Linked DNA regions of Mus musculus: regions 1, 2, 4 and 5 are each linked to region 3. The links are chromatin loops, found by intact Hi-C in ENCODE. Cell type or tissue: heart. All regions are shown on one strand. Each heading gives the region's core, and the rest is flanking DNA. Links, peaks and the distances in the headings are about the cores only. Region 1 has its middle 61 kb from the start of Gm40661. Region 2 has its middle 51 kb from the start of Gm40658. Region 3 holds the start of Gm35413 (a long non-coding RNA gene). Region 4 overlaps Gm35330 (a long non-coding RNA gene). Region 5 holds the start of Gm35330 (a long non-coding RNA gene).

Region 1 (6,653 bases), core at 1,010-6,009, 190 kb before region 3:
CCTCTCACCTCAATAAGCCTACTTAATGTTTTGATATTATTGCTATTACTTATTCCATAATAAATATGAATAAATCATATATATGTATATATGCATATGTACATTGTCGCTTCTGTCTCCGACCAGCAGAAAAGAGCGACGACACAGCGTTCTTCTCAAAGCAGTTTATTCAGGAACCTTTCAACATGCAAGCAGGAATCTCCCCTAGTCCCCAATCGCAATCCCTTATATCACCCCTCAGCCACGCCCCATCAGCCCAGTCCGCGCAATCTCAGTTCATTGGCCTTCGTCAAATGGCCTGATCTTGTGTCATGGTGTGCCTGCGCAGCTCTCACGATGGACATGGCTTATTTTCGGGTGTATGAGGAAGTTCTAGGTGCAAGTCATAAGACTTGGCTGCAGTCCCGGGCGCCATCTTGGGACTATTGCCACACCTGCTCCTCACAGTACATGTATATATGTGTGCGTGTGAATATATATATATATATATATATATATATATATATATATAATACAGCCACATCACCAAATATCCCTACCTCAGCATATATGACATGGAATTCCCTTGTTTGTATAGCAGGAATTGCCACTGCAAAGTCTTTTCTTCCCCAGCAGCTGATTACTCGGTATAAAACATTGAGGAGAAGCCTTAAAGTCTTGTGCCTTTCTGAGCTTTATGGGTCTTGTAAATTTCATGACGTTCCTGAGCCTTATGAGCTTTCCTTTGTCTTCCAGGAAGAAGTGTTCAGTTCAGAGAAAATTTATCTACAACAGAATACAGTCATTATGTCAATTATCTTTCCCTTTTAGGACTGAACGTATTTATAGCTTAGCATTTTTCAGTGATGTTTGCGATGGTGCCAAGAAATGGAGATGAAAGTTATTTCCATAAAACCCCACATGTTTTCCTTACAAATAGATGGTCTAAATCAGCTTGCTCTTTGTTTGTACAGTACTTGTAATTGTTTATACAATACTTGTAACTTCTTCCAGTTTTAAAATATGATGTGCTGTCAGGGGGAGAGGAGAACAGATTCTAAGGGATGCAGAGAATGAATAAGTCACTAACAGTAATCTAAGCAGCTCATATTAGGAACACTCGACTCAAGAACTTCCACCATAGAATTTTTCTGCACTGGTCGTTTCTTGGTGTCAGTTTCTGGGCATTGAATGGAAATACACATTTAGCACAGCAAGCTCCAACTGCTATCCTTTCAGCTTCTGCTCTAACCACACCCTTTGAGCTCTATAGATACAGCCATGATGTCAGGAAAACATGCCCAATAGTTAATCTGTGAATATAATGATGGTCAAGACACCAGCCATCAGCTCATCCAGGAAAAGTTCTAACTGCTGTGTTGGCAGAGAATGGATGATCACCTTTAACAACGTTCCCAGGTTCACAGACTTTGATGCCAGTGCCTAGATTATTCTTTGCATAGAAACACTGTTATGTTTATCAGCTTCAAACAAGAATCCAACCATTTGAAACACAAAGGACAATGCCAACTAGAACCCAATAATGACTTAAAAACCAAGTGACCAAGTTTCTACAAGCGCGTCCCAGTTCCTTGTCTTTCCTTTGTGTTAGTAGGTCCACAAATCTTCTGGTATTTAAGGTGATTCTCTCCTTGGCTGTGGTCTTTACTTCAGTGAAGCTCTTACTGTCCCAACAACCTGCCTTCCTTATGACAGTTAAGCACACTTAGAAGCTGGTTTTTCTAATAGCATGGGCTCCCTATAGGGCTCAAACACGGTTTTCTGAGCTATTTCTTCCTCTGCAGCCTAGGAGCAATTATGACAATAGTAGATTCTTACTGTTGACAAATTCCATGGAAGTGTTACTAGCCCCTCCCCATGTAAATATTTTTTACATGGAAATCATCTTACCAGTAGACCAAAAAAAAAAATTCTTGGGGTGAGGAGATGACTCAGCATCCAAAGAGGCTATAGTAAAAACACAAGGCCCTGCGTTCTGATTAACACTCTGAATATCAAAAGCAGCCGCAGCTGCTTATATTTATAATCCCAGTGTCAGAGAGGTAGAGACAGAAGGAGCTTGGAGGTCACTCGTCAGCCAATCTAGCCAATCAGTGATCTTCAGTTTTTACAAGTGACCCAGTCTCCAGATGTAATGAGAAGAGCTATTAAGAAAGAGTCAACAACCAACCTCTTCTCTTCATATGTACTCCCAGACACACACACACACACACATACACACACACACATACATATAAACAGGCACACACACACACACACACACACACACACAGAATATTAATGTGATCTTATGCAAAATGAACAGAAAATCACGTAAAATTGATAAGCTTTCATTTCTGTTCTTTTTTTCCTTCTAGTTGAGTTAAATGAACATAACCTTGATTCTGACTTTCTTGAAGCATTATAACCGATCATTTAAAAATATTCCTAACAATATTTTCATTAAGAAATACGAAGGGCAATTGGGCTAGCTTAACTAGCCATGCAATTCTGTTCATTAAGACATCTCTTTAAAAACAGCAGGAAGAGTTTCCCTCTTCTTTTAGAAATCACTTTCCTCACTGGTGTCTGTTAAGTCCATGAAAGCGAGTGATGTATTTTTGAATTGTATTTTTTAACATTAAGGGCAAACATGACTGAAAAGACAAAATGTGGCCTATGTTTGAAATAATGCCTTCAACAAGGCTCTATCTGTGGGCTCCGCTCTGTAAAATACCATTTTCTCCTAGGAATCCACAGTGTTCCCGGTAATAAATGCAATTTCCTGTCTACATCTTCCTACCTCAATGGACAGGCACAGTTTCCAGGGAGCACACCTCAGAGGTCTTCAGCACTGGGGGAGCTATCTACCTCATGGCCTAATTATGAAGTTTCCTTCTCTAATCTCAAATCATTTCACTCTCATCCTCCTCCTCTAGGCAGCATTTTTCCACAAGGTTATATTCATGAAAGTTGGCATCATTACAATTCCTATCAGTCCTGTCCTGCTCCCCTGAGAAACAGACTGGGTTTCCACAGCACCACTCTCTCTTATGAGGAAGGAAGAAGAAACAAACACTAGGCTGTTGACGTACTAGGAAGTTTGCTCTATTTTTGTCTACAATTTTTGACCTTTGATAGAGTAATGGATATGAACTATGTAGGAGAGAACACTTGTAATGCGAGGCTTGTAATGCGAGGAGCCGATTTCTGCAGAATAGAGCAGACTGCTCACAACTGATGTTTCTGCAAGCTTGCAAAATGCAGTCTCTCTCAAACTCTCTCTCCCTCCCCCCCTCGCTCTCTCTGAGTGTGTGGGTATGGGTGTGCATGCGTGTGTGCCTGTGTGTGTGTGTTGAAATTTAGTAACAGTATTGTAGGAATATTACAGCAGATGATTCCATTTTGAAAAATTAGGATCCCAGAGCATGACGCTACTGACATTTGGGAAGAAGTGGCAAGAGGGTCAGGAGCTCAAGGCTAGACTCAGCTAGACAACATGTTTAAGGCCAGCTTGGGCAACACAACAATGCTGTCTTTAAAATAAAGGAAGAAAAGCAAGACAAGAATGGGCACAATGCAGAGCATGACACAAAGCTGGAGAGGAAGGGTGAGCTGGCCACTTGTAAGAAGGCTACTCAGTATCCATGGAACAGGTTGTTCCTGAATGACCATCATGGTGAAGTCACTGCGTAGGAGCTACAGGGAATATAGGATAAAATGAATACAACGCCATGAGATCATCCCCTCATGCAGTGGAAGGGAGGAAGCATTTAAAAGAACTAAAGTGCGCACATAACAACAATTTGAGGAAGTCGACTATGCGTGTGGTAAGAATGGAATGTGCTAGAAAAACAGGAAAGTGCCACAGGCCAAAGTAAAGAGTCATACATACTAACATTCTAAAGCCCAGGTCCCTGATAGGGTGTTAATAATTCAGTAATATAATTAAATCGTGTTAATAGCTATTCATATAATCTTATATTGGACAGTTCACTAAGTGTTTTGGTCACTTTTATTTTCCCTGACTAAGAATGTTAAAATTCATGAGTTTAAAATTCCCTCATAACATTATGAGTCCAAGATTCTAAGGTACTCTGAGCAATAATAATAGAAATAAAAGTAATTATCCCTGATCTAATTATGGTGTAATTAGGAAGCAGATGATGTTCGAAGGCTAATGGGCTGCTGCTGATTTTCCTACCTGCTGGTCCTGGAGCCTGTAGGATGCACTCACAAATGGATTTTGCCTTTGAATTAGCACAGTGATTACTAGACATTGTTATTCTGTCCCCCACTGTCCGCTAAGTGGCATTCAATTAATCATATGAAATGCTGACTCATAGGTTACCAAAGTCTTCATTCAGACGAGATATGTCCATTCAAGTCAGATTCACAGAAATTCTTAATCCAATGCACACTAGCAGAATGGAGCTTCTATGAAATCAAGAGCCCACTTGGCTGGGTACAGTCCCTTAGGGCTTTGCATCCTTCACTGAAGATACTATAGCAATATTTCCTCAGCACCCATATCTTTATATTGATTTAATTAGAATAACATTGAAAGATCCATTGGATGCAGTCTGAAGACAAAATCTAACTCTAGGAATAAAACAGTCCAGTGTGTTACCTGAAGCTTTGAGGTAGATAAATTTAGTAACTAAATAATTCTTTAATAACTACAACAGTATATTACCAGCTCAAGTCTTCCAGTAATGTTAGAGTATATGGGGTACTCTCAGTGATATTCCTTGTTGTGGGCTATGGCAGACACTTTCACAAAGTATCCCAAGACATGCTTGTCAGTGAAGTCATAGATTTATTCATTTTTAAAAAGTGATTTTATATGTCATCTAGTCAAAGCATCATGTCCCAGCATTCCAATTTTCTCTCTAGACTGGCAGTTAGAGTCTCCTTTCTGGTCTCCTCTCCAGCTAAGGTGAGCAGGTAGGTGAGACATACTCTCTGTTCACAGAACATTCAACTCACTGGACCAGAGATTTCCAGCTGCTGCTGCTGATGCATCAGAGACCAGTGACACAGTCAGATCCAGTCAAAGATTACCCGGACCACTTCAATAAGCTCCCAGAGCATCATCCTCCCTTTCCCCACTGTCATAAAGTGTTCTGTGGAGTAGATTGTTCTCTTGTGGTAGCAATAAATAATTGATTTCCCAAGCTTAGTTGGAAAACCTATATAGTCTACAAAAGGCTCCAACTGGAAGAAGTAAATGAGTTTCATGAAGGAAAACAAATTATATATTTTTCTCAAGTTAAGACGATTCATTTGGAAGGTACTTTTACATAATCATTAACTAAAATTATAGCTTTCATTTTTGTCCTTTGCAACAAGAAATATCCTTTATTTCTTGCAGTTCATAGAGATTAGTCATAGTTTCTCCTCATCCCATAATAACAAAATCTATCTTGGAGTATGCTTTCTCAGGGTCAATAGAATAAAGACAATGTGTTAGGCCTTTCATCCCAGGGGAATACAACCTCAGTCAGAAAATAACTTTCCTAGTCCAGGCCATAAGGAAAAACTATCTAGTTAAATAAAAAATGTCCAGAGCCACCTTGTAAATGTCCAGATCAATCATTTTTACCATGCCTTGGGTATTGAAAAATGCATGACCGTGACTGACCCTGGATGTCTTGATCTCTTAAAATACAGTTTTCTTTATTGGTGAGCCAACATGCCGTGTATCAGATGGAGAAGTATCTATCCACACAGTAAAACTGTTACCATATGATTTTGTTTATGTGTGTGGTTCAAATCTTTAAATAACAATATAAGATTGTAGATATTCAATTCTATTTCAAATTATAGTACCGACTAGTCTACTTGTATAAATATGGCTGGGGGCATGTTTTGCCAATAGAAACAACAAGAGGAAGAAAACAGGGATGTGGCATGTAGTTTAGTAATAGAGTGATGCTCTAACACGTGAGGCTCGTGGTTCAACACTCAGTACCAATCAGTGGATGTAGCTGTGGAGTTCTGCACTGGAAGACTGAATTTAACAGTAAACAAAGCATTTAGTTGAGTATTTATTAACTGTTAGAAATGAGTTTTAATTACATTTGCTGCTTATATTAAGATGACAGAGACCTTGTGCTGGGCTTTATCCAGAACAACTTACTACATGTGTGTGTATGTATAGAATAAAGACAATGTGTTAGGCCTTTCATCCCATGGGAATACAACCCCAGTCAGAAAATTATAACTTTCTTAGACGGGCTATAAGGAAAAACTACCTAGTCTGAGTAGGGACACAGAGTAAGGGTATTTTAGACAAACTGCTTGGGTTCCTATCTTAATGGTTGATAAATAAGAATTTAATGCATGTGTTTTGACCCAAAGCAATTATTGTTCTTGTCTGAGTCAAGAAACTGTAAAAGATTGGGTAGACTTGAACAGACAAGGCTGTTTTTACTTGTATGTTATATGTATTCAAATAAAAAACATTTTTGGACCTAAAAAAAGAAAACCATAGGGTCCAGGCCTGTTCTCAGCAGACCTGAGTTCAGCATATTCAAATCTCTGATGCTTTCATTTACACACCAAAGACACCTGTTTTAGTTTTTCTTCCCAGTGGCTTTGTTTTGTTTGTTTGTTTTTAACATATATCCATTATATAACAGTCTTTTTAAAAATCCATTTTAAAGATATTT
Region 2 (6,653 bases), core at 854-5,853, 1.0 Mb before region 3:
AGGAAATCAGAAGATGGGACTAAAAGAGTAGAGGGGAAAGGAGAAGGTGGACCACGGTCATACAAAAGTCTACACAGGTTCAGGCAGACCTTTACTGATGACTTTAGATACTTGTGAACTATAGAGACTATGATCATAGTTGTTGTTCTCCTTGTACTTGTGGTTCTAGTTCTTGTTGTTCTTGTTCTTGTTTTCCTCCTTCTCTTCCTCTTCCTCCCCCCTGCTCCTGCTCCTTTTTCTGTTTCACCTTTATGTGTATAGGCTAATTCTCCATATTCTCTTGTGTAGTTTGTGGTCAGTGAAGTTGATTTATCTTGCTGAACTGCTCAGGCTTTGAGAAGTGTGGCATCTCAGTGGAGACTATTCAAAGACTCAAGTAAACCGTGGGAGACAGACATCTTATTCCCTCTAGAATATATGCAATAATTTTGGTCCTTAGGAGACACAGATCCAGTGATCAAAAACCGCACTTTGATATACACATAAAGTTTTAGAGCTTTACCTCTTGGGGTGGTGTTGTCTTCACATATTTGCTGCCTCTGGTCATTTCTTTTTCTTACATAGAAGAAAGCACTGATGCCCTACTTCGATTCTCTCCATCTGGTAAGTCTTTACAGGTTGTCCCTGTTATTCCAGCTACTCACCAATGCTCAGAGTGAGCAGCAGTGCCTTCCTAGAGGTGATACAGTTAATGGGAGTCACTTGAGACCCTTCTGCTGTTAGCCCTCCTCCTTTAACTTCAGAAAGCCCTTCCATCCTGTCATCCTGAATGTATCAGGTTTTATTAGGCACACCTATTCTAAAAAGCAAAATCAGCTGACTCTGGTGGCCAGGTTATAAAAGTCAAACTCTATATCCAAAGCTGCTATTCTAGCACATGCTAGAATATTCTAGTACATTCTCTTATTCTTGGCCAGGAAAAAAAAAGCCACAATTTTTCTGTCTCTTAGAACTTGATTATCTCAATTGATATGACTGAGTATAAACAGATTGTTAGTTAATCCATAATAAATGGTGCATTAAAGATATTATCACTCTTTAGATTGAATATCTATTCTGGGCGCACTGTACAAGAATCTAATCAAAGGCAGCACTGGTGACTCTTCCAGTTAAACTGTGCCCAGTATTGACATTTCCGCCATGTACTTGGTTAAAACTTAATTGTCCGTGAAAGGAAAGGAAACTAAAAGTCAACCCGTTACTGGAATTCAGGAGGAGTGAGATGTTTTGATGCCAGATGCCTACATTAAGCTTTTTGCATTTTATTATGTTTTTCTATTTTGCATAATATATCTCATTTGATTCTTGAGATTTATTTATTTATTTTCAGGAAATTATAGCATAATTCCATGGCAAAGCAAAGACAACCTCATGTCTGTCTGAGAAAAGGTTCAGGAAACCCTGTCTGTAGCTCCAAATATTCTGAGAATTGTATATACCTGATACCGGGCAAAGAGTACCTCACAAGGCTATATTTGAAAATTACACATTTCTAGTCATTCCATAAGCCAACATATTTCTGAATCACTTCTCAGATTGGTGACCTAATTTTTAAAACAATTATCATAGGGTTTCAAACCAGATTTAAGACTTTGAAGGGAAAGAAACTGAAAGGCTACATTTTATGTCAGTGTATGAATGTCTAACTCAAGACATAAGGAAGCCTTCATCAGAAGAGTGACGCTTGACAAGGACCTATATACTGTATTTACTGTTGGGGAAAATGGAAAGATTATATTAGTTTCAGAATAATTTTGTTCCTTTTTTTCTTTTTATTGATTTTCTAAATTATGACTGTTGATTCAAATTTTTAATTTGTGTAACATAAAACTATCGTAGTGCCTACATTTTTCACCAACTGAAAATATCAAATGAGTTCAATAGAATTTTTCAGATCACTTGTAAGAAAGGAATTTGACTACAGTGCCTTTTCTGGCTGAAATCAGATTGTGCTTGTCTGTGGATCAAAGGACTTTGCTGCATCAAACCTGTCTCTGGAAACACTGGAATAATTGGTAATAATAAAAAAGCTTGTTTGTGTGAACTTTGAAAACAAACTGAAACTTCAAATTGAGATAACGCTCTTACAAATTACAGCACTAAATGCAGATGTTAGTGAACAATGCATGCAAATGTGTATGTGTATACTTGGTGTATATTACTGTATATGTATGTATATTATATATGATATATACATAAACTGCATTGTATGCTATAGCCTTTAAACTACAAAGACACATGCACAACTACATTTACACTGATATGTAAGTATGCCTACATATGCATATTACAATGTATATTAAATATTTTACATAGTATGTGTATTAATGTGTTAGTTTGGATTACTATTACTAGACTATAATGAATACATATAGAGATATAATACTATATTAATAGCTGTTATTTTACTATATTCACTCTTTCAAGGTACACTATACTATATACTTACAGATATTGATAATGTATGAGCGTATGTATGTTTATGATGGATACATTTGTCTGTGCACACGGAGACCAGAATTCCATGTTGGGTGACATTGTCTCTCCCTTATACTTTGAGGCAAAGTCCTTAACAGACCCTATCTTACTGTTTGACTAGTGGAAGGCAAGTCACAGTCCTTCCTGACTGAGATTACAGGCACACAGCTGACGCTTTATGTGGGTTGTCAGGAACCATATTCAGCTCATTTCCCTGCACAATAAGCATGTAATCCACTGAGCCATTTTCCCAGCCCTTATATGCCTTTAAAGTTATATTTTATCTATCTATCTATCTGTCTGTCTATCTATCTGTCTGTCTGTCTGTCTATCTATCTATCTATCTGTCTGTCTGTCTGTCTGTCTGTCTACCTATCTATCTATCATCTGCGTATTATTTATTATATAAATATTATTTGTTTATATTTTATTACATATATATATATATATATACATATATATATATATATAAACGTGTGTGTTTGTGTGTGTGTGTGTGTAATCATGTATGTAGGCACATGTGCACTGCAGAAGTTGTTTCTTCTCTTCCATGGCACGGGTCCCAGGGATGGAGCTGAAGTCAGGCATGCAGACAGATGTCTCTACCTACTGAGTCAGCTTGACAGCTTTCTAATAGAATTTTCTAAACCCAAAAGAAAATGTATCCATTTCTGATTGTGTTATTAAGAATGAAGCCAAAAAAAAATGAAGCCCATGTTTTTATTCTGATTATATTACACTAATAAGACCAACATGAAAAATGTATATCTTAATTCTATGTTTCCAAGGATCCTTTGCTTTTCAGCTGAGCCTCAGATGTTCTAAGGATGAGGCTCACATGTTTGTAATTTCAAAATCAGTTCCCTCAGAAGTTTCGTGCAACAAAAGGCCAGGAATCATTGGTTCCTTACAGAAAATGGACAGAAGGGGGCAGCGGTGTCTGCTCAACATTGGTCATAGCTGCAGTGTTCCTTTCTTCTCTGAAATGGAGGTAGGCGATTGTGTGAACTTAGCCATGTACTATTCAAAGAAGATTTTTTTTTATTACTTCCTTTCTTGTTTCTCAAACATAATTTTTACCATAGTCTGTTGTCAAAATCAAAATCACTGAATATAATTCGGAGAAGCCAATAGTTCTAAGAACAGAAAAACCAAAAATGGGTTACTTAAATTTCCATCAGCAAATAGTGGACTTTCTGATATGACTGGTTTATTTGAATACATACATTTGGCTAAATACGTGGATAAAATATAATTCAGTGTGTACATTGATATAGTATATAAACTAGATTCTATAAACCAATTTTCTACACATTATATACATATATTATTTAAAAATATGGATTAATTTGAAACACTCTGAGTAGAGCCTATCCTATCCCTGAATTATACCTTTCATAAATGTCACTAGTGAACAGATAAAGTTCAGCATACAGTGTACCCCATACAGTGTACTCCAGTGGAGTACTACCCAAGAGGAATAAGTATTGTAATGGTCACAGGCTACCAGAAAGGAGAAGGATCATTCTCCCATTTTTGGGCACCTCCTGGGACATCAGGAGGAAGTTCATTGCAAACTAGCATTGTATCCTATTTTGCCACTATCTTTCTTTGCCAAACAATAAATGAACAAACAAATAAAATGCAAACAAACAAAAATGGTCTTAATTCAAGAAATGAAGATGTTTTCAACTCTCATCATATCCAAAAATTCATCTTGGATGCATGCAAGTGGCATCTTTTATGCCTTAAAATTTCCATCTTTGAGATTTTTTTCTTTTAAATTTCCTTTGTTTTATTTCCTCAAAATATTTTTCAGTTGTTTATATACACCATTCCAAAACATAGAAAGATGCACTTTCAGAGTGCCCAAAATACTCCATAATTACATCAGTTCTGTGTACTCTTCATAAGTGTTTGGAATGTTCTGGTACTTATATAGAAAGTATAAGCAAAACAGACTCAGTGAAGCTTTCCCTGTAACCACAAAAGATATTCTGGGAAAACAATGCCTGTAAAGTGGCATGTCCCCCATAAGTCCTGTGACATTAAGAGAAACTGAGTCAGGAATATAAACCCTAGAGGTATCTATTGTCTGGTATTCCAATATAGTATTTCATTTTCATTATGAGCAGAAGGCTAAGCTTTGCCTTCACGTGGTCCATTAATGGCTCACAAACCTTTTATACAATTATTAGGCAAAGTAATTTCAAAAAAGTAAATGTAATTCTCTTAAGATTGAATTTATCCCAAGGATTTAGGACGACCTTTTGGCAGATGAAAAGTAAAATGAGTCACTACTACAGATGTCCTTACCTACTGAGTCAGAGTCACTACTACACATGTCCTTACCTACTGAGTCAGAGTCACTACTACAGATGTCCTTACCTACTGAGTCAGAGTCACTACTACAGATGTCCTTACCTACTGAGTCAGAGTCACTACTACAGATGTCCTTACCTACTGAGTCAGAGTCACTACTACAGATGTCCTTACCTACTGAGTCAGAGTCACTACTACACATGTCCTTACCTACTGAGTCAGAGTCACTACTACAGATGTCCTTACCTACGGAGTCAGAGTCACTACTACAGATGTTTTCTTTACTGAGCCAGTGGTGCTGAATGTTTTATAATCTCTGGAAAAAAAAGGTTGATAGATTTCTACTTCAAACCTTACAAAAATTAAAATTTAGCAACTAGAAATAGAAAGGCCAAAAGCTTGAACATTTAGAAGAATTAATATTCTATATCATGTATTATATAGAAAACATTTTAATGTTCATAAAAGAATAACTTTAAACCAATCTAATAACAACAACAACAATAATAATCAGCACAAAGGCATAGGAGCAATGCATAAATTGAGTTTAATACTGTGAACATTTTACCAAATGCTTCATAGGGAAGGACGACAGCCCTGGGTAGGCAGAAGACATTGAGACAGTACTTAAAATACAGAATCCATCAGGTATAGACTTATTAAGAGGTTAAGAAGGGAGCAAGTCAGAAGAATCCAAATTTATAGGGTATTTTTTTAAAGGCTGATAGTGTACAGTAGTGTAAAGAAGGAAGAAAGGGACAATGGAGCTGAGGTGGCTCAGGAGTTAAGAACATGGTTTGCTCTGTCAGAGAGGCAGATCTCAGACTCCAGCACTCACATTAGGTAGGTTTTTAAGATAATGGAAAGAATTAAATTGTGGGTTTTTTTATATGAAAATTAGAAATGAAGCTAAATTGACAATTAAAAAATGATTCTTTTTGCTACACTGATGATTATACCTGAAACGTTTAGCATTTCTGAGGAGACAAAGAACAAAGAACAGTCTAAATGGAAATAAAGTTTCTTTATAATTTAAAGTTTGCATCTGAGTAAACTCTAGCCTCAGAGAATACCAGACAGTAAATTGAATATTCTAAACTAAAGAAAGATAACACCTAGAACCAAAAGTACGAGAGCAATTAATGGATGAAATAATGATATCAATATTTCTTCCTGAATATCCAATAGGACGGTTAATCTCAAGAGTGATACAGACTTTCTATGCTGAGAAGAATGTAGGTGTTCTCTACAGCATAGGGAAGAGGTCTAAAATACCCCAAGCATCTAATATAAACACCATGCTACAAAATTGCTCTCATGCACATTTATTAACTGTTGTTACCTTTCAGCTTTCTATTAACTTTGGTCTCTGTCCATGCATCATATGCATGTATGTATACACACACACACACACACACACACACACACACACACACACACATATATATATATATATATATATATATATATACACACATGTATGTATTTATATATGTTTGTAACTAGAAATCATTGTTCTATCAATAACCCATGCACTGTATATCAATCTATTATATCTTTAACACACACATATAAGCTTATCTTGTCACTATGTCTATTCTATCAGTCAATCATTTATCTACCATCTAGCTTTGTTTGCCTGCCTGTCTGCTCACTCTCTCTTTCTCTCTCTCTCTTTCTTTCTCTATCACATTTATACATCTCATTTACCATATTAAATTACATTTATTTTAACTAATGTTTAACTCAAGTACCACCTATATGAATGTTGTTATATATTGTTTCAGTGAATATATGCCTTGTGTACCATTTCATCAAACTAAACATATCTATTTAGTCACCATTTATTTATA
Region 3 (6,653 bases), core at 1,017-6,016:
TTGGAAAACATAGATGATATGTACATTTCAATTCATTATGGGAGCAATATTACACTTATGAAGTAGCAATGAAAATAATTTTGTGGTGGAGAGGGTCACCCCAACATGAGGAACTGTGTTAAAGGGTCGTAGCATTAGGAAGGTTGAAAGCCACTGCCTCAGAGCCAAGTGTACAGGCTGGTTTGAGGAACTCTCAGTTTGCTACATGCGTTGTTTGGAGTGAGGTGTATATGCATAATGCTTGTGGGTAAAAGTAGGATGTTACCGAGTACATTATGGAGGAAGGGAGTATAGAGCCCAAAACTTAAGAGAGGCTCCAGAGCTCTAAAACACCTTCTGTGCTTGGGATCCTCAAGAGAACCATATTTTCTCACAGTTCCTGATAGGTGAAATCCAGGTTCAAGTTGCTGACAGGGTCTTCCTCTTCCTTACACAGCCTGTCCTCTGTTTACAAGGAGGAGAGCCCTTTGGTGCAGTCCTATTAGGTCAAGGCTTCATTTTTACAACCATGTTTCAACTTCGTTTTGCTGTCTCCCCAAAGTCTTCATTTCTAGCTACAGATACATAAGAGTGAGCGCCTCTGGGTGTGGTATTTTGAATCCTCATCAAAGCTAATCAAGAGACTACTTTTTTTGTCCTCCAACGCACTCTCACCTGAAAGCTCCCTCTGTAACACGGATCTAATTACAGGTGTCCAATTTATAAACAGCTCTGCGAGAGGTAAACAGGGCCAGCACTCTCCTGGGATCCCAGCTACTACCTTCACTGGTGATCAATGAGACTCTCAGATTCCAACTGCGGAACCACACCACTAGGTCTCAGAATCATTAATGAAAACAAGCAGCAGCACAGCCTGGGCTCTGTTATTCTTGCAATTTTTCCTCAACCACTGTACTGCAAGAGAATGTTCAGATTCAAGTTCACTGGTACAATCAATTGCTAAGTATAGAAGTACTTTCTTAATTTTTTAAAAACTATTTTATTATATGTATACATATGTACATATATACATGTATATATGTATATATCTGTATGTGCATATATGTATATATATATATATATATATATATATATTTATATATGTTTTACCTGCATGCATATCTGTATACCACTTGCATACTGCTGCCTACTGTAATCTCAGAATTTGGGAGGTGAGGCAAAGGGCTTGGAAAATCTAAGTCATCCTGGCCTGCAGTGAGCTTGCTGGCATCTGGCTCTACATAGGAACCTGTCTCAACACAGAAGTCCCTTTGCCATGCCCGAGGATGTACTGTCACAGTCCCAGCATTCAGGAGGTTGAGGCCACTCTAGAGTACTTAGTGAAACTGAGGCAAGCCTGAGCTACAAAATAAGACTGTCTCAAAAGCAACAACAATAAAGAAAACCAGTCCAGTTAATTGGAGCTTGAGTTGACATCTCGTAAAAGGATCTCTCCCTCACAGGAGTGTTGCCTCTCAGGCCTTTATAGCAGGCGTTTTGCAGAGTGGTTGGCTAACGTTCTGGAATGCAGCCTGTGGCTGTTCCATGAATTTTCCCTCAGAGCAAACAAGCTGGCTCGAGAGGGAATCACACACACTCGCTTATTCCCATTAGCAACCCCAAACAAGCAAGTGGCTTTACCTAAACAACAGGAAGGACGGTTATTTTTAAATGTGTGCCCTGTTTGACATGTTTCACAATTTGTGATTTCTCAATAACAAGAATTGTACAACTATTAGAATTCTAGGCGAATTCAGAAACAGACACACCAACTGGGGAGAGTCAGGAGGGGCAAGGAGTGCTTTAAAGATGAAGGGAAATGGGGAGTTCTTATTTAAAGGGTTCTAGTCCCAGTTTTATAAGGCGTTATTGAGACAGAGTTTAGGCTCAGTACAGTGGTGGGACATCAATCCCAGTACTGGGATATGTGTGGAGGAGGGCAGAGGCAGACAGATCTCTGTGAATTTCGGGCTGGTCAACGTAGAATGTTCTAGGCTAGGCATAACTCCTGAATAAGACGCTGTTTCAAAAGAACAAAAAACAAACAAAAACAAACGTTACGTTTAGAAGCTGTGATTTTTGGTGATTATCAGAGGAAATTATTAGACATTTTTTTCTCTCAACGTTTTTGACTTGGCGGAATGTAGCCTGATCAGTACATCCAAGGGAATATAGTAAGTCAGCGAGGCAGACGTTTCCTGGTCTCCCGTCACGTCTTCTGGGTCTGCAGTGAAGATGGATGTCCGTTTCCTGTGTGGGTAACTCCTGCTGAGTCAGTTTGTCAGCATGACATCGCTGAAAAGTCCACAGCGGCATGCGCTTATACGCTCTCCAGATACTCACCATTGGGTGAGTGTTCCCCCAGTGCACCCTTCTGAGTGACCTCCAGCGCAGTCTTTCTGGTCTACATTCACCGTCCCTGTGAGCTGGGTTTAGAAAACACACAATCTTGCTTGAAACTCTCAGATAAACGCACTGCAGATTAACAATGATGTTATTACCAATTAAGTCTTGCTTTTTAAAAACGTTAATAAGGGAAGCATACGTTAATGTCATACGTCAAGGGAAGGGGAGATTTTCAGCCACCAAGGCGCATGCTTATGAAACTGCCATTTTTTTCTGAGGTATATCTGAAGTCAGCAAGTCTTACAGATTGAAGGAGCAGCTTCTTAATGCATAGTATTATTTCATAATTAAATTTAACTTTTCAACATACCAAAGCACTGACAGGTCAGTGTGATAGTTAACCCTGCCTGAAAAAGACACAGGTAGTAAGCTGAAGGAAGTATTATTTCCCTGTGAGAGTCATTTCTTGGACAACTCTTTTCATCTGGAAACAAGGAAGTGAGTCAGCTTTACTAACTTCAATCTCCTGGCTGGTGTTTTGGTATTCATCAGGAATAGGAACTTTTTTTTTTTAACTTCCCTAAGGAACCTGGTATAACCAAGCAAGCAGGTCACTTGTTGAAATCTCCTCTTCAAAATATCCACAGGTTTCATTGTCCAAGATCTTAACAGCCTCTGATTGGAAAGGTGCCTGGCTAGTCACAAGACTGTGACTCACCGAGTTAGCTAAACACAAAGCCCAACTGACAAAACCCATGAGGTCATTCCTCTTCTGTGTGTCTTTAGCATAGTTTAGATACAGAAGTCCTTGGGTAATATGCAAAGCTTTCAAATCAAAAGAACGTGCCTGCAATGCTAGAGGAAGAAAGCAGGCAGTGTTGTGTCTGAATAACAAAGGCAATGCAGGCACCAGGATTCCTGGCTTGTGGTATTTGCTGATACAAAGTACTCCACAAAGTTTTACAATGTATAACCTAGTCACTAAGGCTGGTTAACGTTTAACCCAACTGCAATATTTTGGCCTTAAGTAACTCCTGAGGAATGCCAAGTTGGGTAGTCCTGAAAAGTCAACAAGTCCCAACAACTGTTTCCACCAAAAGAAGGAGCAGAAGAATGTTTGAAGTGTTTCAAAATCAAGAGAAAAAATTAAGGTTTCTTGCGGTGGGGTGGGGTGTCATGTGATCATCAATACTTTCCTGCCTTCTTTCTGGCCTCTCTAATTTGTTTAAGATACAAGCACTATGTTTACTGTGAAAAACGACAAAGAGGAAGTGTCAAACAATAATCCCGTTTTTCTAAGAATGATCCATAAAGGGCAATAATGAAAAAAAAAAAAACAAAACAGACCAAGTCACCTGACTTTACCTCTGTGTTGAGATGTAATGTCAGGAAGACAGCACAAAAGGGTGAGGTCATTGTTTACCTAACCCCTACTGGTCCTGAAAGAATAAGTGGCGAGGAGCCCTCCAGAGCCAGTGGCAGAGGTACCAAACCTCCTAAGAAACCCGAGCACTCACTTATTCTTTTTAGCAAAATTCCAGCCATTGATAAAGAACGGGTAATTAATTATATTGACCTTACTGTTCTTCTGGGTGCATTTATTGGGGGATGACAGGAGATCGAGGCAGGAGTGTTTCATTTGGGAAAAGTTTAGTCTCATGTGATGAAGCGATGTTGCTTTCAAATTGAGCAAATCATTGTTTAACTTCCTTTTTCCAGTACTGCTTGGTCAGTTCTGGGAAATCTTAAGAAAACACAGAAGCATTGTCGAACTCAAAAGCGGAAGTCAAGGATTTGAAATGTGATGGTACATCCTGCTCTCCCCCCCCCACCCCCCACCCACCCACCCCCCTAGTAAAAGCAGCAGGATTTGAAGAAACCTCTTCCTTACTCATTGTAACTTCATGTTTCCTTAAGTCTTATTTTAAAAATTGGTCTGCCATTCAAGATTATGTTTCCAAGATTATTTTCCAGACTTTCTTAAAGCTGCCATAAAACTGCAGTGCTTTCCTTTCCAGTAACCCCAAATAGTCTTAAGTACTCTGGTCTCCTCAGTGTGTGTGTATGTGTTTGTGTGTGTTTGCTGTGTGTAGACACACATGTGAACTTACATGTAGAGGACAGAGGACAACCTCAGGTTTTGGTTCTCAGGTATTGTACACCTTTGAAACCTTTGAGACAGTTTCTCAGTGGGTCGTGAACTCATTTAGGCTAAGGTGGCTGCCAGCAAGACCGAGGGGCCATTCTTTCTCTATCTCCCTAGCATAGGAATGACAGGAGTGGACCACCATGCTTGCCTCTTTATATGGTCTCTGGGAATCAAAACGTCCTCATGCTTGTTGGGCAAGTATACAGTGAGATACCTCCTAGGACCCAGCATCTTTTTCTGCTGGCCCTGCTCCATCAAGTAGGTGGTCTATCCTGTTCTTGTTCTTCCATATTCCCCTGTGCACTCAAAATATCTCCTGCTATGAAGACTTGTTTGTCAAAATTCTAACACAAGTACTCATGACTTATATCCTCTCAAGTACATTAACAACACAGGAGATGCAACAGCTTTTTAAACAATTAAAGAATAAGTAGCCTCATATGTGGAGGCAGAGGTGTCCTCCCAGAGTCCAAGTGGCTTAAACAGTGTTATTAATATTTTTCATAAGTAAAATGTAATTAAAAATTGGACAGGTAATTTTTAGGATATATATACATATATATCACATAGATATATATGGTTATGGTTTCTTATGAAAGCATATCTCTTAGCTCACACATGCTATATATTTAATAGCTTACTTCAACCTCAATGAAACAAAACTCTCAGTAGCGATGTCCACCAATCAAACTGGGTGGCCAAGAAAAGGGATGTGACAATTACCAGGAAGAACAGACTTTTTCTGATTTTATTGTCCTTCAGCAAAACCATCCCACAAACAACTTGCAACTGACGGATTTTCCATGTTTCAAAGAAACTGCCATCTCCTCCACACTCACTTCACAGAAGTCTTGTATTTCATGTGTGCTATTATTTTAGTTACTAAACAAAATTATACATATAGACAAGTCTTTGGTAACTTGCTCTTATGTTTTTCTGTTTGTTTGTTTGCTTGCTTGCTTGCTTGCTTGTTTGCTTGCTTGCTTGCTCATTTGCTTGTTTTCCAGAGAGGTTTTTGCTATGTAGTCATGGCCAGCTTAAAATCCACTGTATACATAGGTTAGTCTCAAGCTTGCACCCTCCTCCTGTCTCTGCACCTCTGTGGTTGGATCAAAGATGTGTGCCACCATGCTCAGCTCAGCTCTTACTTTTCCCTCCTCCTGTCTCTGCACCTCTGTGGTTGGATCAAAGATGTGTGCCACCATGCTCAGCTCAGCTCTTACTTTTAAGAGCTCTTACTTTCTTTTCCTGTCATATTCTCAATGGATGTGGCATATGGATTATACCTAAAAGAGACAGAGTTATAGGCCTTTTAAAAAACTGTAGAGTTAAAATGTCAGGATGACTGCATTAATACATGCTTAGACTTAGGACTCTTCTGATCATTAGTGCATGTTGGACAAAGGCCTTTGTTATATTCCATCACTAAAACATTTTGATGAGAAAACATTTGATATTTTGTCATTTCTATTCTAAATCTAGCTAAGATAGGCGTGCATTGTGGGATAATTTCTGAACCATCATGTGTGTCAGAACCGTGCACTGGGTCTAGAAGGAGAGCTTTGAGGACAGGAGCACTTGCAAACCTGGCAGAGAACCATCCATTCCTAGAACCACATCAAGTGGCTCATAACAGGCTGTGACTCCATGTCCCAGGGCTCTGATCTCATCCTGGCATTCCTGCACACAGACAGACAAGCAGGGACACAAATATACATATAGAAAATATCAATTAAGCAAAGACATTTAAGACCACTGTACTCTTCTACCATACACATAGTTTTAAATATAGGATACCTTCTCGGGTAAGACATTGGTCCTTGCTGTATAAAGAATTGTAGTTGATTTGTGTAGGCCACTCAACCTGAGATGCGAACTCATGGTAAATATTGAAGGTGAATGTGGGATGCTGAGAGTTAGGGTACATGCATCCTAATTCCCATGTTTGAAGCCATAATCAATTCTTTAGAAACGTATCATTAAGTAACTTACAAAATGCTTAAGGATACTCAGGTTATAACACTGCAATAAAGTCACTCCTAGAATTACCTGACTGTGATTTAGAGCACTCTCCCATATGTAAGCATGTTCCAAGATTCTTGAATATATTAAGCCACCAATAGTAGAAAACCATATACATATATGCATACATAAAAAATAATTTGTACAAATAAAATAT
Region 4 (6,653 bases), core at 582-5,581, 89 kb before region 3:
CCCCAAACCAGTTTTGGTTACAGAACCAGGTCATGGTAACCAGAACCAGAACCACCAGCAACTCAGGAGCTATGAATCAGGTCACGGGACTTAGAATCCAGGAAAGACTCAGAGATGAAGACTTTAAAGAGAAGTAGATGTCCCTGCTCAATTTTGGAGGCCAATTAGACGCCTGGGTCTCACTCCAAGGAAATAAACTACTTATACAGAATCATAAATAAGGCTCTGAGGCAGTGAAGCAATCAGTGTGTAGAGTACTTCCCTCAAGCGTGAAGACCTGAATTAGATATCCAGAACTTACATAAAAATCTCTCATGGAGGCTGCTGTTCTAGGTAGGTAGAGACAGGAGGCTCCCTGGGGCTTTCTTGCCAGACAGTCTGCTTCCAGGTCCAATGAGAGACCTGTCTCTATAAAATAAGGGGAAAGTGACGAGGGAACACAACCTCATAGATTTCTAATCTCTACATGCTCACATAGGCACATGTACAGGCACAAATTTGTGCATACCTCCAAACATGCACACAAACACATACACACATACCACACACACACACACACACACACACACACACACATACACATACACACACACACACACACACACACACACACACACACACACACACTAAATAGAATCCTAACAAAGTAGGAGGTGCCTCATAGTATTGCAACTGAATATGGCACCTTTGGTTGATATCCCTGGGAGGCCTGCCCTCTTCGGAAGGGAAATGGAGAAGTAGATCTGGAGAAGGGAAAGGAGGGAAGACTGGGTGGAAGGGGGAAATAAATGAGATATATGAGAGAATAGTACTACTAGTAGCAGTAATAGTAATAATAAAAATAATAAAGAACATATTTTTCTTTGCGTTTTATAAACAACATACAGAATACATCATACTCAAAAAATGTAGGCATGGATGGGTATCTCTGAATTTATTTTAAAAGGGCCTATTGATTCTTTCTTAAGCACTCTGGCCAGTCCTTATCAACATAACACAGCATCTCAAGGCTAAGGCTCTTATCTCTACTCCTGGTTAGAGTTTACATTCAAAACCAAACCCAACCAACCAACCAACCAAACAAACAAACAACAACAAACCACTGGGCAACATAAAAGCTGGTACTTTGAATTTATCACTGGGCTTCTCTGAATCAGTGGCAAAGGAAACCAATAAAATGCCTAAGTGGGGTTAATGGGATCTTAGCAGACAAACCCATCATTTGTGTATTCTCCATGCTACAGTGGGTTGGAGAGAGCACTTCATAGTTGGCTGACTCCCCACTTCTGTTCCTGTTAGAATTTTGGTCTTAGAGTAAACTTACACCCATTCCTTAGTGCCCTGGTTCAGGTTGTCTTGGCCTTTTTATTACGGGTCGTGTTTACCAAAGGTTTACAACTTGGCTGTAAACACCAGTTGGCACCAAAACCGGAAAGTTGGCATGAGGAGGTTTGGCATAAACATTGCCCGGAAGCACTTTTTTCTCTCTCTCTAAATCTGAGAAAAACAGGCTAGGGTCATTTTCAAGTTATTTATGTTATTCATGCATAAATAAAAGCGAAGCCTGACAGCATCAAACAGTTGTTGGCTTTTGCAGGCCTCAAAAATAGATTTTATCCAAGAAAAGTAACATTTGGTAAACAAATACTCAGTGACAGGCTGTTAAAAAAAATAAAGGGAGGGGGAAAAGGTGTCATGGGATGGATTAAATAGTAAGAGAAGAGAGAAGGTTTCAAGAACCATTTTTTATGTCAGAGAACAGAGTCAAGAAAGTTATTGTTAAACGGAGAAATTTCTACAGACTCAAAATTATAAATAAGCACAATGTAAGCTTTCAAGTAGATTTTATTAAGATCCAGAGGGCACATCATCCAAGCATACAAAGTAAACAATATAGAATGATCTCAGGGGATAGAAATAAATGATTTTTAAGTATGCATTCTAAAAGCAATGGAATGTTTAAAGCATTTTAAAACTCAAGGAGAGAGGGAGAGGAGTGAGTAATGAATTAACACATGCTGATGTTAAAAGTCTTTTAAAAGAGTTAGTTGTCAGTGTTCAAAGTCTCCTCTTGTCTTCCTTTTATTAAATTGTTTAGAAATGCAATTTGTAAACTATAAACTTCGGCAGCTTGTAGCTGTATGCTAAAGAGAGAAAGTGATGGTGTCAACTGTTCCCTAAAGATCGTCTTTCTGGCAAACTTAAAAGTCAGCCTTGACGTCAAGTGACCCTGGACAAGAGTCTGCATTGAGTTCTGCGAAGTGTGGGCAGAAAGGACTTTCACTCTGGAAACCCTACCAGGGAGGAAGGACTGAAGAAACCGTTTAGGGAAAAAGAAAAGCAAGCCAAGTCAAACAGAAAGTAAAAATAAGTCAGTGGGGAAAGAATGTCAACTGCAGAAGAACGTAGCCTGTCTGCTGCAGCTCGCGTTCTGGAACACGTGTTCTTTCGGCAAGGAAGCGTTTTCCTCAGCTTGTTTTGGTTGCTCTTCGCAAGTGAGGTTGGAGCTATTGTTACGGCTCAAGTCAGGGACAGTTACATCTGGTGGCCAAAGCTGTATACTACCCATTACAGAAGGTAACTTTAGACACACTGGGCAGAGAAACAGAATAGTGCCATTCCATAATAGAATTAACCCTATGAACAGCCCGTAGACATAAGCCAAGACATCCGATCCGTATATTTCAATGCCAATTCAAGATGAAAAACGTTTCCGGGACTCATTTCAAATGTTTGCCTCCCTGGAACTACCTAGGTCAACTTCATCTACAACTACATCTAGAATATGATAAATGTTCCTGATGTGTGCTGCTTCAGATAGAGTCTATAAATCAGTTTACTTACCCTACTATCAAAGCTGTTGCCAGGACAATGTTGTGGCTCTGAGGAGACCAAATCACATGACCTGAAGATAAGTGTTTACATCACAGAGCCACAGAGTGCCATGGCAGACACTGAAAAGCACAAATATACACACAGGATAATCCCTTGGAGACTGTTATTGTCTGTGAAGGAAAAGCCCTAGAGAATGTGGTCTGGACACCAGAGACCAGAGAATAAACATGCTCATCAGATAACATGCTTCTTGGAAAGGGACCTAGGCAGCCTTCAGTATTCTCAGAATTGGCAATTAGTTCTTATTATATTTGAAAGACACATATTTCACCTCAACTGATTAGTCATGTGGCTTCTTCGAGGACCTGAAATGGATTTTTTTGAATTCTCAATTCCTGATATTGAGAATTCCTATGCCTGATATTTACCAGAGCTTCAGCAAGCATCTGTCGAATTAACAGTCAGCATGAGATGCTATGATAAGACATCCGTTGTCACACACTGATGCTTTGTTATTTTAACTGTCTATGCACTAAGACAGGGGTCCTAGATTTGGCTTTGTTTAAAGCTTTTGTTGGTTTATTTGGTGATTTGTTTTTTATTATTTTAAAGGAGTCTTACATGGCCCTTTGAACTTGGTAGTCTAGGATCACTTGAACTTCTTATTCATCCAACTTCTAGAATCAGCACTGTGAAATGCTTGGCTTTCTAGTCCTAGGGTTTGAACTCAGGACTTTATGCGTGCTAGGCAAGTACTCTGCCAACTGAGATATGTTCACTGCCTCTTGGCCTTCATTTTTGGTGGACTTTGAAGAAGTGGTTAGAGGCTAAAAGAAAACTTACACCAATCATAAATAAATAAGTTGTTTTTAAATGCTCTTTTGTTGTATCATTTCCACACAGATCAATATGAACAGGTAAATATGAATGTACACCAATAGATAATAAGTAGAAAACTGACAAATGATAGACCAATTGATCAACATATGTTGATAGATGTGATTATAGATCTATTGATTAATCAATAGATAAGAGTTGACATTAATACATAATAAAATGATTAGTAAATAGATGAGAAACAATAGATGATCAAATAGATAAATAGATGTGTAATAGAAAGAGAGAGAGATGGTAAATAGGTGACACATAGAGAGTAAAGAGACGGCAGATAATGGATGTTTGATAGACAGGTAGATGATAGATAATAGGCAGATAGATAATAGACAGACAGACAGACAATCAGACAGACAAATGCATAAATAGTCCTCAATATGCTCAATGAAGAAATGTTTAGAAAGCATGATCAGACAACACTAATAATTTGACAACTGCTAGGGCAATGTGTTTCCCAGCTAAGCATTTTAAACCCACAAATAATTTTGTCTGTCTCTATGCTGATATGGTAGGGGTATGCATTTGAAAATGAACTCTAGGAATGTAAAATTGAGCAAACGTGATTTAGGGTCTGCAGAACAACAAAGGCTAGAGCATGGCATCTGGAAGTAGCCTACGAGATACAGGCTGTGACTTGTTCGCCAAAGCTATGGGTCTGCAAGCACATGGCTGACTCTGGTACCTATATTTATATTCTCTGTATGTAACTCCAGAGCACAGGAACTACAGAGAATTTGACTGGCCCCAGATCAAAGATACAAAGAGATGATTTAACACTTTTCTTAGTGGTTCTTCAGTGTTACACAGCAAGTCTTGGGAAATGAAAGAGAAAGTTCTCTACATTGTAAATATTGGGACAAACTTGAAAATGAAGTGAAGTTGCATAGAGAAAGAGCTTAGATTTGGGAATCTGAGAAGCCTGGGTTCAGTGTTCTACATGTGCAAGACATCACTTTGAACAAATTATACAATCCATGTAAACCTTCAAAATCTCAGATGTCAAATGGGGTTCTTTGTACCAAGTCCTAGACAATTCACAGAATGCCGTAGCCTAAAAACTTGCCATGAGTCCCCCTATGTTTTACACCTCCTATCCATTCCATCATTAAATGTGGCAGATTCGACTTTCCAATATATGTGGACTCTGCATTACACAACACTCCTTGATCTTCCAACAGTTGTCTCTTCCTGGACTGTGTTCCTAGCCCCTCCCCCTACTTCCTCATTTGCTTCTCCACAATACCAATGTGAGTACTGAGATCATATTGTGTGTGTGTGTGTGTGTGTGTGTGTTCACATTTGTGTGAGGGTGTTGTACCTCATGTGTGCACATGAAAAGGCCACGGTCAATGCTCAGTATCTTCTTTTATCACACTCAACCTTAGTGGGTGAGACAGCCTTCTCACTATGCATGGAGCTTGACATTTTACCTAGAATGACTGGCTCAATTGAACGCCCCCAAGGTCTTCTGTTACCTCTCTCTCCTCACCAAGCTTCAGGGCTACAGATCTATGCTTCAATACTCTGCTTTTACAAGGGTCCTGGTGACCAAACACAAGTTCTCACACTTATACAGCACACGTTCTCTTCACAGAACCGCCTTAGTATGTTCTTAAACTCACAGGAAATGCTGGTGACTTTTTTGTTCTGTAAGAGAGCAGAGGCCCACAGAAGTTTCTGGAACATTACCTTTGCAGGCAGGTGAGACTCTCTTAGCTTTTGTCTATAGGCCAGTGCTGAGGTCTATGAAACTGCTGGAAACCATTTGACCTGGGATCTTGCAATTTCAAAATAATCTTATCCTTCTGCTGTAAATGACAATAGCATGCTAGCTGAGGCAGAAGAGAGATGGGGAGTAAAGGATGAGCTGTTGAATTCAACAGTAGCTCCAATGTAAGGCTTAGAACATTGTAAGGCAGAGACCAGAACAAACCAATGGCAGTGATTTGTGAATAGTTTCAGCAAGGCTCCAGCGAGGCCATATTTTCACAGCTTTATAAATTACTTTCTTCCTTTTGGAAAAAAGCATTAATGATGTAAAGAGGTCACTTAAATTTTATTGCATTTTAGGTGGAAATTATATATTACAATTGAATTTGCAAAGTTGGGTATTTTCAAAGGTCATAGAATGCATGCCTCACAGATGTGAGGGAGCATTATGAAGCAGGTGTTTTATTGGCTGTCTGAAGGATGAATTTTCGTCTATTCTCTACTTTTGATTTAATTCTCAGACTTCATATGTAATCTGCCTCCATTCCTCTTATTGCCTTTATGACCTTTGATAGAGATGGAGACAATGAGCATTTCAAGAGAACACTCTCAGTTACAACATGCCACCTCAACCTGAGCCAGTGCAGGAGGGCAGAGAACATTACGGACCCTTAAGGAGTGACTCACTTTCATATGATAAAATACAAGAGGGGAAGGAAGTATGCTCTGAGCTGAAACCCATGTCACAGGGATTCGGTCTGTTGAATATAGAGCACCTTGAATCTTGTTTGCTGGCAACATGGTCAAGTCTAAGTTTTCAGTGGCTACCTATTGTGTAATGGTTACCTTTCCAAAGATGTCCTCTTGATACACACCCATTTTCTTAATAGTCTATGAGGGCATAATTTCCTTTTAATAGATAAAGGAAATTTCAGCTCGTAGACTAAGAGAAGAGTAGTTATGATGAGTCTCAAGGCAGGCCTACAATTATCTATGTCAATGATATGTTGGTAAAAAAGATAATGGATGTTCACTGGGCACTGTCTGTGTACCCTTGACACATGCATCCCTATAGGTTAGGCACAATTGTTATATCAATTTTACAGTGAAATGGAACGATTTGCAAAGTCTGAATGAGGTGTACCTACTTCAAGTCTTAATCCTGTGCAGTTCCTGGTAGCAGACACCTCCAAAAGTCACAACATTGCCACCAT
Region 5 (6,653 bases), core at 533-5,532, 79 kb before region 3:
CCTCAAAGTGGAGTTATAGACAGTGGTTTGCTGCTATATGGGTGCTAGAAATTGAACTCGGATCCTATGCAAGAGCACCCAGTACTTTTAAACATAGAGCCATCTTTTGCTCCATGCTCTGTGCTATGTAAATGTAACATAGTTTTAATTGTTAAAAGTGTCAACTGAAGTTATATTGGTACAATCAAAAACCATTTTTATCTTTATCTCTATATTAAAAACACAAAACCAAGAAGATGTAAAAATAACTATGTTATGATCTATTCTGGACTTTGTTCAATAGATAATCATATAGAGTTTATTTCACTTTGCATATTTTGTATAGTTCTCAAAGTTTTATGCTATTATTCTAACACCGTTTCTTTACCCCTCTATTTCTAGACAAGTATCACTATTATTTCCAGTTCTCTTGCAAAGTGATGTGTGATGTGAAAAAAAACAAAAAACAAAAACAAAAAACAAAAAACAAGAAACAAGAAACAAGAAACAAAAAAACAAAAAAACAAAAAACAAAAAAAACAAAAAACAAAAAACAAAAACAAAAAACAAACTTAGATGTTTTGTGTTGATGGAGATATTTTTGGCATCATCAGCCTAGAGATGTGATGAGTAAGACATACAGACTCCCAGTTTGCAGTGTAACTGTGCAAGTCCTGTTGATAACAAGAATCACAGCAAGCTTAAATCATGCCAGTGGGCTTCTTATCATTGAGAAGTCATATAGTTTGAGGTCAAGTACACCCAAGCATATACCCATCATTGTGGTCATCTACCTACCACTTGGCAACCTGAAGCACACTGAGCCAGGCCTCGACTTTGTTGCCACTAAGGAGATTATCTAGGGTGGAGCCTGCCTCCCTAGATCACTCTATTGTTCAGCCTCTGTTGCTGCTGCTACCTGCTGGGAATCGGCCTAGCTGTTCTGGAGTCTACATCTGATCCTACACGTGGTCACCTGCAGCTGGGCTCCAAGGATGATTTGGCGGGAATGGGCTTCCCCCCTCTATTATAAAGCGTGTCCACCATTAAAAATTTGAGCCTTGATCAGAATTCTGTCTTGGTTCCATCTCTCTCTCGTCGCCTAGTTTCCCTCTTCTTTTTCAGCTCCAGGCTGCCTCCCAGGCTCGAACCCGGACATGAGAGCTGCAGGCCAGCCCCAACACTTCAGGAAAAGAAAGAAGCTAAACCCCTCCCCAGGTCATGTCTACCTTCCTGCCAACTACCATTCTCACTCCACTGCAACTTTCCTGGTTGAATTTCTCTTCATCAATAAGACTTTCGAAAAGCAAAATAGAGAGATGCTCAAATGGAGGTAAATGATTATTGATGTCCTTTCAATTTTTTAAATGAGGAATTAATTTTGAGAAATGTTTGCTTTCTGAGCACCCCATTGTATTCCCAGAACTAAACAATTTGAGAATTTTCTACTGGTTCCAGTCACAAGAACATAGTATGTCTCATGATATCTTATCTTCAAATGAACCCCCACATGTGAGAATACTTAAGAAATGTAACACACAAGGAGGAAGAGATACTTGAAATTTTAAAGATTTATGCATATTTTTAATTATGAGTATTTGTGTGTATGTATGTAGTATGTATGTATGTATGTATGTATGTATGTATGTATGTATGTATGTATGTATGTGTAGATAGGTGTACAAGAAATGCAGATGACCAAAGAGGCCAGAAGAGGGTATCAGATCCCCAGATCTGCAGTAACACATTTTTTTTTTCTGAGTGTGCAGTGTGTTGGAACTGAACTCCGATCCTCAGAAAGAGAGTGAGCACTCACATCTGCTGAGCCATATCTCAAGCCCTGAGGGTTCAATATTTCTGTAATGTGTTATGCCTTTTAAAAAACACAACATGATATCTGACATAATTATATCAGTGTGTTAATATTTTCGGTTTTTCTCAACTTAAATTTGCTGATGATCCTTTGGCTACCTGACGTCATGAGACCTTCTTTGTTTAAAAGGAAGAACAGTGATTCATCCCATTAACTCAGAATATAAAATTTTCAGATTAAAAATTATGATTTTATACAGCAGCAGAGCCACCTTCTCTTCATAGTTAAACCCATACTTACCTCCTTGAGATACCACAATTAAAGGAGTTCACACATAGCAGTCTAATAATAAAACACTGGTATTTCCTACAAAGAGCAATAGGCACAATACTAGTCTCTTTGCTTCATAATCTGAGATTTAACAGGACTTGAGGGCAAAAAGAGACAGTTGTAGGGACAAGTCCAGACAGTTCAAAACGCATTCTACTACCATGTGCTGCTTTGTGTGTTCATATTGACAATCATTTCAAACACTATCTGGATTTCTTTTTCATTCATGAAGTTTGCCAGATAATCACCGTTAGAGATAGGGGTCAGAATGCCAGAACAAGAACTCAGACCCATTCATAGATATAAAAAACAAATAAAATATAATGAGGAGTAATTAAAATATATAAAATACTCATTTCATACAAAAACTACTCGTACAAATTACGATGCAGTTGTGACTAGTATCATAATTCTGCGCACTAAAAAAAGGCCTGGAGCATGCAAATGGCCTCAGAATCACATTTTGCTTACCTCCTGTACAGAACTCTCTCCCTTCTTTCTCTGTACCACAGCTGTCTGGCTCTGTGTCCCTAGCTCCTGAGTGGCAAGAACCCAGGGCATTCCAGGCACCCTGCTGAGTCATAACCACCTCCACCCCCACTCTCTTCTTAGGTTTGAAGACCTTTGTGACTTCTCAAGTATGTGGCTCATCTGGACGCCACATTCTGAAAACTGAAAGCCCCTCCTAGCCCTGTGGCTGAGTTCTACTAGGCTCCATGCCCAGATACTGACAATTCCTTTGCTGTTCTGTTCTCAGAGACCCCTATTTATGGAATGTTGTCTCCACTTTTTTTTTTTTTTTTTTTTTTTTTTTTTTTTTTTTTTTTTTTGGTTTTTCGACACAGGGTTTCTCTGTATAGCCCTGGCTGTCCTGGAACTCACTCTGTAGACCAGGCTGGCCTCGAACTCAGAAATCCGCCTGCCTCTGCCTCCCAAGTGCTGGGATTAAAGGCGTGCGCCACCACGCCCGGCGGAATGTTGTCTCAAAATCTGAAATTGTAGGCCATTTGCACATTCAACACTGGGAAATAGACTACTGAAAACCAATGCTACAATACATGGAAGGGAGGATAATTCAACAGAAAGAGGAAACCATAAAGATCAATTTACCCCAGCCAATTTCACATTAAAATGAAATACATAGCCTGTTTTTATTTGGCTTTTAGGCCATGCCACTGAGAAAATCTTATGCATTCACAATATTATAGTTTAATATATGACAATAAGAGTGTATTTCTGAATAATGTCATGTATTTTATATACACAGTGTTTTGCAGATGAAGATGTTACAAGTTTATTTGTAAGATTCATTTCAAAAGATACATATTAATACATATTTTTCTCTTTCTAACACCTCAGCATAGAGCTATGGCCAGATATAACAGCATGAATATGTAATCCTAGCAGTAACGAGTCTGTAATTATTTGACCATAAACAAGAGCCAAGAACCTAAATACCAATAATAACTTTGGGACTTCAAAGTCTTTGCCCCACAGAAAGAAAGTTTATTAATAAATTAGCCTTGGTAGATGCACACAATCATCGCACCTGGCAATGGGCAAAGAGATATCTTGTTGGCAGTGATGTTCTTCTATCAGTCAGGGCAGAGCAGACATCCGATCTTTGTTCATCCTAGATTGATGCCTGGCTTGGTGGCCAGAGCTCTTTTATGACTAGGACACATAAAATCAAATCAGATCAAATCCAGGCAGCAGCACAGCATGGGAGGAGGAAGACAGAGACCTGTGTTCTACCATGCCACACTGTGCAGGTGAGAAAAATGCCCATGGACCTGCCCTCCTACCCACAGGGCACTGATTTTTTTTCATGAGTAATTTTGTCTTTTTCTCATGCATGAGCTGGGTCCTGTTAGAGGCGCAATCCTATCTTGATGGAATCTAGTTTGTCTGCTTTGTTTCTCTGCTTGAGGAGAAAAAGGAACACAGTGAGGAGGGTAAAGTCAATGGAGTTAGAGGGGGCATGCTCCTAAAGGCTAACACTTTGAAGAAGCACAGGAAAGTGAATTTCTTGAAGAAAGTTGGTTGACAATTTCTCATTAATAGCTAAAGATCAAAAATAGACTATAAGAAGGAAAACATGAAGAAAAGAGAGACTAAGTATTTACTTGAGTATAGTACAACTTATCAGAGAATAACTGTAGGCCTGAGTCCAATGTGCTAAGTAGAAGGAATATACTCCCTCAGTTACTTCCTTTCTATACGTTCCTCAAGCATCCGCTAGGGATGACTTTGTTTGCTCTTCTGGGTCTTGGCCAATGCATTCAACTTCCCTTTTTCCTATTTAGATACAAGTAAAAGAGTCTGCAATGGCTGTGTTCTCACGAAATCCTGAATAAGCAAGCAAAGCATGATGATATCAGGGACAGGGTCTATACAAACTGACACCATGCCATGTCACGTCTCAGAATAATGATTTCAAACATCTCCTATAAACAAATAACAGCACTAAGATGGATACTAATTTCCCATGACCTTTAAAAATAACAACTTCTCAACTTCTGGGGCCTGATCATCTTCTACTTGTTTCAGTAAAAATGGGAAGCAGCTTTGTGTAAATATAAGGATACACTTGTGAGTCATGATGGCCAGTCACAAGTGTCCTATCCATCTCTCCATAGTTAAATATCTATAAATCCACCTATGACCCACGGTGAAGAAATATTAGCCCTGCAAGTGGTCAGAACTGGCAAGAAAGTATGAAATATCTTTGCCTGAGGCTCTGGAAGCATAAAGCAATAGTCCTTTTAAACTGATGAAGAAATCACACTTAATACATTTAGTCAGTGTTATATGGATTAACATTCTGTGATTCATACAGATTAAATTCCAGTAACATGGCTGACCCTCTACAGCTAGCTCTTTGACTCAGAGAAAGGCCCACTACTAGAGTAACCACATTACAAAGCCCAAATGCTTCTCTTTTTGATCTATTCTAGATTAAGTTGCATTTCTATCACATAGCTCCAAGACCCCCAATTAGCACCCTGTGATTTTTTTTTATGAAACAGCATGTTGTATAAATCACATAATAACAAAAACTACAGGCAATTTTCACAGAAGGTCAATATCAGTCATGCAAAAAGGACTCTTATCCATTTACCACTTCTTAAATTCACGCACACAGGAAACCAGTGCCCTGTTTTCTGAAATATCTTTGAGTTCTTGTGTGGGTGGGAGGGGTCTTCTAATTAAATCATTACACAGTTTAATTAAAATGCCAGAAACACATTGATTTGTCAAGAAGTCAATGTGCATTTTAAAGCATTAATTTTTTTAATTAGACTGAAATTCTAGAGAGTTTTCTTTTCTTAACTAAAAAAAAAATTAGCATGGGATCTCCATATTTGTTGTGTGGAACTATCATGTTCTATAAGTCATTGGTGTCATCTAGACCCATGGATACTGTGACATTCAGAATAATGTGTGAGGTTTTGTTGTCTGTTTCTTTGGGTGGTTGGTTCTGTGATGTTTTGTTTGTTTGGTGCTTGCTGCTGTTGTGTTCACGTCACATTATTGTTTTGAGACAGGATCTCATGCATCCCAACTTGGCCTCCTACTTACCCTGGAACTGACAATGACACAGAAGCTCAGAGACTGACCTCCTAGCCTTTAGCACCAGACAGATGGGCTTACAGGTATGTCCCACCATGCCCAGGTTGATGCCAACACTGAGTAGCACTTTAGCCTCACAGAAACAGGAGTTTGTTCCATATAGAAGGGAAAAACTTTCAACCTATTTCAAGTGAAGGTTTGTAAAGTACAATCCCAGAAGGTAAGGTCTATTTGGGAGCTCCTACGAACCTCTTGGTGCAAAAGGCTGTGGACAAAGCTAAAAGCTCTCACCAGAAGCTAACAAATAGGCAAGTGCAGTCAGAAAAGGAGAATGTAGGGGTTATGTTAATAGAGGAAAGCAAGGTCTTACCTAGATAAGAGATATGAAAGAGCTTGCACGCACACAGGTATATATATATATATATATATATATATATATATATATATATATATGGCAGGGTTGGTTAAAATCATTAGGATTAAATTATCTATAAATATTGTTGGGCCATTTCATACATCAACCATGGCTCAATAACCCCAACAGATGATTGAACACATGGACATGTGCATACGACCCAGATTCCAAGGAGGATAAGACAGCTTTAGACGGGGATATTTATATCTAAAATGACTCATTGTACAGAAAAATATCCAACAAGACAAAAAAAAAAAAAAGGAAGAGACCTTATAAGCAGGACATTAATTTTGTTGTATAATGGTCTCAGGTAGTAATAAGGAAGTGATTTAGTAATCATTATTAAAACAAAGTAGAGAATCGCTCCAGGCAATGTCAGGAGATGCGGCTACATTTCACTTTAAAAACACTTTCTTGCACTCAGAATTCTTTGAGATGAGAAGCCATCTGTGAAACTGCTTGCAGCTAAGTGGGAGTCTTTAAACAGCTTATCTTTTGATAATGCTTGTTAATCTAGCATAGCAAAGAATTTCTTTATAATAT

The links. Peaks named below come from ENCODE experiments on the same cell type or tissue, not always from the same donor. Only the 100,000 strongest peaks of a DNase experiment are listed, where the experiment ranks them.
Region 1: it touches region 3 in a loop (4-fold over the local background); 4 of 42 quality-filtered maps call a loop at or near these places.
Region 2: a loop joins it to region 3, with 7 times the contacts of the local background. A loop is called at or near these places in 5 of 42 quality-filtered maps.
Region 4: it touches region 3 in a loop (2.1-fold over the local background); 5 of 42 quality-filtered maps call a loop at or near these places.
Region 5: a loop joins it to region 3, with 1.8 times the contacts of the local background. A loop is called at or near these places in 5 of 42 quality-filtered maps.

Annotation. Positions count from the first base shown.
Region 1 is chr13:5,611,307-5,617,959 of GRCm38, forward strand. No RefSeq gene overlaps it. Among named protein-coding and RNA genes, the nearest start is that of Gm40661, 61 kb to the left of the region's middle. In heart, for the core only: a CTCF peak has its summit at 2,887; DNase peaks (open chromatin) are centred at 3,075 and 3,695.
Region 2 is chr13:4,773,636-4,780,288 of GRCm38, forward strand. No RefSeq gene overlaps it. Among named protein-coding and RNA genes, the nearest start is that of Gm40658, 51 kb to the left of the region's middle. In heart, for the core only: a CTCF peak has its summit at 3,407 (motif pointing right); no DNase peak of the experiment used is centred there.
Region 3 is chr13:5,800,746-5,807,398 of GRCm38, forward strand. Gm35413 (a long non-coding RNA gene) reads right to left here and starts at 2,410. Exons shown (of 2, transcript XR_382025.4): 1 at 2,323-2,410; 2 at 2,037-2,229. In heart, for the core only: no CTCF peak of the experiment used is centred there; DNase peaks (open chromatin) are centred at 1,536, 2,276 and 3,026; H3K27ac peaks cover 2,615 bases.
Region 4 is chr13:5,712,010-5,718,662 of GRCm38, forward strand. The region is part of intron 1 of Gm35330 (a long non-coding RNA gene); the gene reads right to left. Among named protein-coding and RNA genes, the nearest start is that of Gm35330, 9.3 kb to the right of the region's middle. In heart, for the core only: a CTCF peak has its summit at 2,544 (motif pointing left); a DNase peak (open chromatin) is centred at 2,392.
Region 5 is chr13:5,721,806-5,728,458 of GRCm38, forward strand. It overlaps Gm35330 (a long non-coding RNA gene), which reads right to left and starts at 2,801. Exons shown (of 4, transcript XR_001780855.2): 1 at 2,594-2,801. LOC115488222 (a small nucleolar RNA gene) reads left to right here and starts at 3,667; the gene lies at 3,667-3,809. In heart, for the core only: no CTCF peak of the experiment used is centred there; a DNase peak (open chromatin) is centred at 2,686.